2 separate regions of the Homo sapiens genome follow, and region 2 is linked to region 1. The links are chromatin loops, found by intact Hi-C in ENCODE. Cell type or tissue: natural killer cell. All regions are shown on one strand. Each heading gives the region's core, and the rest is flanking DNA. Links, peaks and the distances in the headings are about the cores only.

The links. A loop is a pair of places that touch in the nucleus more often than their neighbours do. Peaks named below come from ENCODE experiments on the same cell type or tissue, not always from the same donor. Only the 100,000 strongest peaks of a DNase experiment are listed, where the experiment ranks them.
Region 2: a loop joins it to region 1, with 7 times the contacts of the local background. A loop is called at or near these places in 5 of 110 quality-filtered maps.

The regions. Positions count from the first base shown.
Region 1 is chrY:20,574,083-20,576,995 of GRCh38, reverse strand. It overlaps EIF1AY (eukaryotic translation initiation factor 1A Y-linked), which reads right to left and starts at 1,220. Exons shown (of 7, transcript NM_004681.4): 1 at 1,109-1,220. The coding sequence starts at 1,124. It overlaps TTTY10 (testis expressed transcript, Y-linked 10), which reads left to right and starts at 1,481. Exons shown (of 10, transcript NR_197944.1): 1 at 1,481-1,890. In natural killer cell, for the core only: no CTCF peak of the experiment used is centred there; DNase peaks (open chromatin) are centred at 395, 1,315 and 1,875; H3K4me3 peaks cover 2,122 bases; H3K27ac peaks cover 2,246 bases.
Region 2 is chrY:21,248,151-21,251,063 of GRCh38, reverse strand. LOC107987346 (a long non-coding RNA gene) reads right to left here. Exons shown (of 4, transcript XR_007068467.1): 3 at 356-514. LOC107987347 (a long non-coding RNA gene) reads left to right here. Exons shown (of 3, transcript XR_001756079.2): 3 at 1,914-2,913. Among named protein-coding and RNA genes, the nearest start is that of PRORY, 200 kb to the left of the region's middle. In natural killer cell, for the core only: no CTCF peak of the experiment used is centred there; DNase peaks (open chromatin) are centred at 1,371 and 2,293; H3K27ac peaks cover 2,500 bases.

The DNA of each region.
Region 1 (2,913 bases), core at 144-2,643:
CTAATTAGACTTCTCCCAGAATACACTTTATCCTCCAATAATTTTGCAGTAAAAAATAAAATAAAATAAAATAAAACCTTATTATACACACAACCCGTTAGTGGGTTTTCGGGAGAGCAAAGAGTAATGCCCAGGAAAGACTGCACTGTACTGTCACCAAGTACCTCAAGAGCTGTGTGTCGTGACAGCTAAAAAGAGAAAATGAAACAGATTCCATGCTGCCAACAGGCAAGTAAAAAGAAGACAAATTGGTCTGGGTCCCAGGAAGGAATAATCTAAACAGAGTTTTTGTGGACTATAAAACATGGTCCCCTCCTGTGGAAAATAATATTTTGTTTCCACCTACAGTTTTCTTCAAGCAATTACAAGGGCACTAAAAGTGAGAGATTACCTCAGGTGTATAAAAACGAGAATTTCTTTCAGAAATGACTGAGAAAGGGTTCTACCGAGGTTAGACCTCCTACTTTAGAAGCTGTGAGTAAACTTATTTTCAAGTCTAAGTTTCGTGTGAAAGTTTAGCCTCAGAATGAAGGGAACGTTGATATCTTTACTCCCACAATATTTATCGGATACGGAAGTTGAAAACCTGCCTAAATAGGTAACAAATCTTCTGCAAAAGAATGTTACACTCTATAAAGGGATGGGGTAGAGTAAAACGCCAGAAATGAACCTAAACATGCTTCAAGGCTTCCCCACTGTTTAACAAGGAAAAGGGAGTATCCTTAGCAATACTTTTAACTGTCCAGATAGGTAAGTCTTCAAAGTTAAGAACCGCTTCCAGGAAAGTAGCAGGGAAGTGTTTGCATGTGCCTATTCTGGAAAGCCAGGCCGTCCGGTTAAGGTCCCTCAACCGTCCCTACCTATACGTTTTCCGTCTGGCGTGAAATCAGCAGCAAAAGCCCGCTATCTTCCGAAGGAGGCCCCACAAAAATGGCGTCTGTCCCACCCCAATGTGACCAAATAGGGCATTCCCAGCTCCTTTCCCGAACACAGTGCTGGGGTCGCAGTGGCCAGTACCGCCGTTAGAACAGTCACTGCGGCCTGGAACAGGCGTCGGGGTTACTGGCAGAGCAAGCCGAGGTATAGTCCCAGAGGCTTACAGCAGTACCTTTATTCTTGGGCATGGCGGTGATGACAGCCTCGTGAGACCTCTTCCGACTCCTTTCTGGCGGTTACTACTCTAAGAGCCGACTGAACTAAGATGCAGCAGGTGGGTGCGCAGAAGAGGCTGGCTACAGAGCTCTCTAATAAACTGCTGACGCGCACTCTCTGGCGTCACCAAAAGGCGACGCAGCTGATTACGATGCTTTTCCCCGCCTCTCTTCGGCTGAGGCACGGCCAAATGACTGACACCTAGTAGACTCCATCAGGATACCGGAGAGTTTGCTGCAGGATGAATAAACAGGAAGCGGGGCGGGACTCAGCATGGAGAAGGTGGAGTCAAGGATGAAATGGGCGGGGCCCTGGAGTATTCTCCTTTGCTAAAAAACGGTCTTCCAGTTTCAGAAGTTCGTGGGTCATTTAACTGTAAACGCCTAAATTTTAAGAGAGCCCTTACTCTTATACAGTGAATTTGGAGGACTGGCTTAGGACAAGGCCCTCTATGTTCAGAATGTTTATCACTTTTCTCTCTTTTTTTTTTTTTTTTTTGACAACGAAGTTTCGCTCTTGTTGCCCATGCTGGAGTGCAGGGGCGCGATCTGCCCGTCTAATTTTTGTATTTTTAGTAGAGATGGGGTTTCACCATGTTGGCCAGGCTCTCAAACCCCTGACCTAGTGATCCTCCCGCCTCTGCCGCCCAAATTCCTGGGATTGCAGTAGTGAGCCACCGCGCCCGGCCTATTTTTTTCAGTCTTATCTTCTCTACCTCACCACCTCACAGTAAAGCATGTAAGTACAGAGGCCGCATCTGTTGCTTACAATTGCTAGCACCCAGCGGAATACTGACAAAAAGTAGACAGTAAATATATACAGGAAATGGAAAGTAAATATACATAGGAAGGAGTGAGACTAAGCATCTGAATCTTATAATAAATCATGGCTTAACCGAATGTCTCAAATGGACTGGCTGTGGAGGTCAAATTATTTCAAGACAAATTCCATTTGATTATGGTATACAATCATTTAATTTACTGGATTTGTTGTGTGTGTACTATTATGTTTAGAATCTTAGCATCTGTGTTAAGATATATTGGCTTGTATCGTGTGATGACTTTGACTTTAGGATCAATATAATCCCGGCTTCACAGAATGAACTGTGTAGTGTCCCTTTTTCTTCTGTGTTTTTGGACACATTCGAGGATTGATGTAAATTTTTTAAATGGTCCTAGGCCTTAGTTTGGATTATGAATTCGTGCTGTATTTATTCCCAAGTCAGTTCTGGTAGTTTGTATGTACCAGAAATTTGTTCATTTATTCTAAATTATAAAACTTGTTGGGCGTATAATTGGCCATCATATACAAAGTATAGTATCTTCCTAATCCTTTTTTTTCCCTTTCTGCAAGGTAAATAGTATGTATGTATCAGGACTTTGTTCATTTATTCTAAATTATCTTACTTGTTGGGCATATAATTGGCCATCATATACATAGTGTAGTATCCTCCTAATCCTTTTTTTTTCTTTCTTTTTTTCTGCAAGGTAAGTGGTAGTACCCTGATCATCACTACTGGTTTTAAGGAATTTAAGTCTTCATGGTTTTGTTTTTAAAAGCCTAGTGATGAAGCCATAACATTAAAAATAAAATTTTCTCTGAACCCAGAAGTCCTCTCCACAAAGACAGTAGAGAATGAAATCAGTTTTACTGTTAAAAATATGAAATATGAATTTAATGTACATTGTAGAAAATCAACCAAGAGATTACAAAGTCAAAAACAAATCTCGCCTTTTATATAGCTAAGCATCAAGGTAGTCT
Region 2 (2,913 bases), core at 267-2,766, 670 kb before region 1:
TGGGCAGAATTCACCAAAGCATGTCAAAGCGGCTGTGGCCAGACTGACTCTCTAGATTCCTCCTCACTAGGGAGGGCATCTCTGAAAGAAAGGCAGTAGCCCCATTCAAGGGATTATAGACAAACTCCCATCTCCGTGGAAAAAGAGCACATGGGGAAAGGGCTGGCTATGTGCCCAGCAACAGCATACTTAAATATTCTTGCCTGCCATCTCTGAAGAGAGCAGCATCTGTCAAGAAGGATTCTCCCAGCACAGTGCTCCAGCTCTGCTAAGGGACAGACTACCTGCTCAAGTAGGTCCCTGACACCCATGACTCCTAACTGGGAGATACCACCAAACAGGAGTAGACAGACACCTTGTACAGGAGAGCTGTGGCTGGCATCAGGCCAGTGTCCCTCTGGGATGAAGCTTCCAGAGGAAGGAGCAGGTGGCAATCCTTTCTGTTCTGCAGCCTCCACTGGTGACACCCAGGCAAACAGGGTCTGGAGTGGACCTCCCGCAAACTGCAGCAGACCTGCAGAAGAGGGACCTGACCGTTAGAAAAAAACAAACAGAAAGAAACAATATCACCATCAACAAAAGGACCCCCACTAAAAAAACCTGTCCAAAGATCATCAGCCTCAAAGAGCAAAGGCAGATAAATCCATGAAGATAAGAAAAAAAAAACAAAAAACATGCTGAAAATTTAAGGAACCAGAATACCTCATCTTCTCCAAATGATTGAAATTCCTCTCCAGCAAGGGCAGAAAACTGGATGGGGAATGAGTTTCATGAGTTGATAGAAGTAGACTTCAGAAGGTGGGTAATAAAAAACTCCTCTGAATTAAAGGAACATGTGCTAACCCAATGCAAGAAAGCTAAGAACCTTTATAAAAGGTGACAGAAATTGCTAACTAGAATACCCAGTTTAGAGAAGAATATAAATGACCTGAAGGAGCTGAAAAACAGTGCTAAAACCTTTGTGAAGCATACACAAGTATCAATATCCAGATTAATCAGGTGGAAGAAAGGATATTAGAGGTTGAAGAAGAGCTTACTGAAATAAAACATGAAGACAAGGTTAGAGAAAAGAAAAGGAATGTGAAGTAGAAAATTAAAAGAAAATTAAAGCTTGCTTAAAAATTGTTGTTAGAGTTAGGATGGAATAGGCCTCAAATAGCCCCCTTCCAAAGTACGAGTTAAGAAAGAATACTAACTACTTCTCTGTGAAATATTAACCATATCTACCCTCTGCATATTTTGTAAGTTCTCTAAGTTTCTGTTTTACTGCTGAACAGCTGAAAGGTCACAAGATAGATAACCACTAGCTGTAAAACATGTTTTATCAAAGATGTAAGACGTGTCACAGATGATTAACTGCTTTTGTTCTCGCTTCTGTAAGCCTGCTTCCTGCCTCATGTACTGCCTGCCTTAAGATGCATAAAAGGCCGGGAGCAGTGGCTCATGCCTATAATCCCAGCACTTTGAGAGGCCGAGGCAGGCAGATCACGAGGTCAGGAGATCAAGACCATCCTGGCTAACAAGGTGAAACCCCGTCTCTACTAAAAATACAAAAACTTAGCCAGGCATGGTGGCAGGCACCTGTAGTCCCAGCCACTCAGGAGGCTGAGGCAGGAGAATGGTGTGAACCCGGGAGGTGGAACTTGCAGTGAGCTGAGATCACACCACTGCACCCCAGCCAGGGTGACAGAGTGAGACTCTGCGTCAAAAAACAAAAACTGCATAAAAGATACTTGCCTTGTTTGTTTGGTGCTCAGACTTTCTGGACACTAGTCCACTGAGCCAGTGTATACCTTAAATAATAAATCGTCCTTTGACCCCATCAGTCTCTCCAGTCTCTGATTTCCTGTAACATTTTCTAGGGGCTCATCCAGGATTGGAGATGGCAAATGTTCTGTCTCCTTTGCCCATAGGACTGGAGCCCAAGAGCAGGGGATACCTGAAATCCTAGGCACTGACAGGAGAACTTCAGACTGGAGAGGAGACCAGCTCTCCTGCATCCCGGTGCCCTTCCCTAACAGCACAATGGAACTGGCAAAGGGGCTACAGGACAATTCCAGGAGCTGCGTGCATTCTTCAAAAACGTGGTAAGGCCTGAAGCCCCAAGTCAAGACCCATCCCATAAGGATGAAACGGGGGCCTAATCACTTCCCAGGGTGTGACTACTCGTCTAACACAGAGGGGCTGAGGAAAGTGGGAGTGACCTGCCAGTTTGGATGAAACTTACAACCTAACTGTCACAGCACATGAAAGAGGCTCACTAAGTCAGTTTAGGAAAATAAAAACTGAAACTAGACGTAGCAAGAATGAGTTGCCACCCTAATTAAAAAACGTGAACTGGGAGTGAAGAGGCATGTGAAAGCACATTAAAGAGACAGTTCTGGGAAGGGCCAACATGGGGCATGACAGGTGAAGGCACAGATCTCTTAATGTGGACTGTGGGCTCTGGAGCCAGTGTGTGGCTGACCAGATCTAGAGCGATCTGTATAAGGCTGACAGGAGCTGCCCTACAGCTGCAGCAGCTGCAGTGGGAATACGATACTGTCCTAGCTAAGCAGTGCATGAAATTCCCGTAATAGGAACCAGTCTGATCAGTCTGTAACAAAAGGTAGAGTGAGTGTGTGTCATAAAAGGAGGAATGGGAGGAAAATCATCAAAAGCTTCTCCATTGGAGTGCATGTTAAATAATTCTGGGAAACGCTTTGGAGGAGATTATGGGGTAAAACTGACCCCCCAAAGGTTGAGAACTCTCTGTGAATTAGACTGGCCTTCTTTTAATGTTGTGTGGCCTGCCAAAGACACAATAGATAGGGAAGAAATTGGCCATGTGTTTAAGGAAGTGACAGGGGTTGGAGAACAGCCTGGGAATCTAGATCAGTTCCCATATATTGATTCCTGGTTGAACATGGTTCT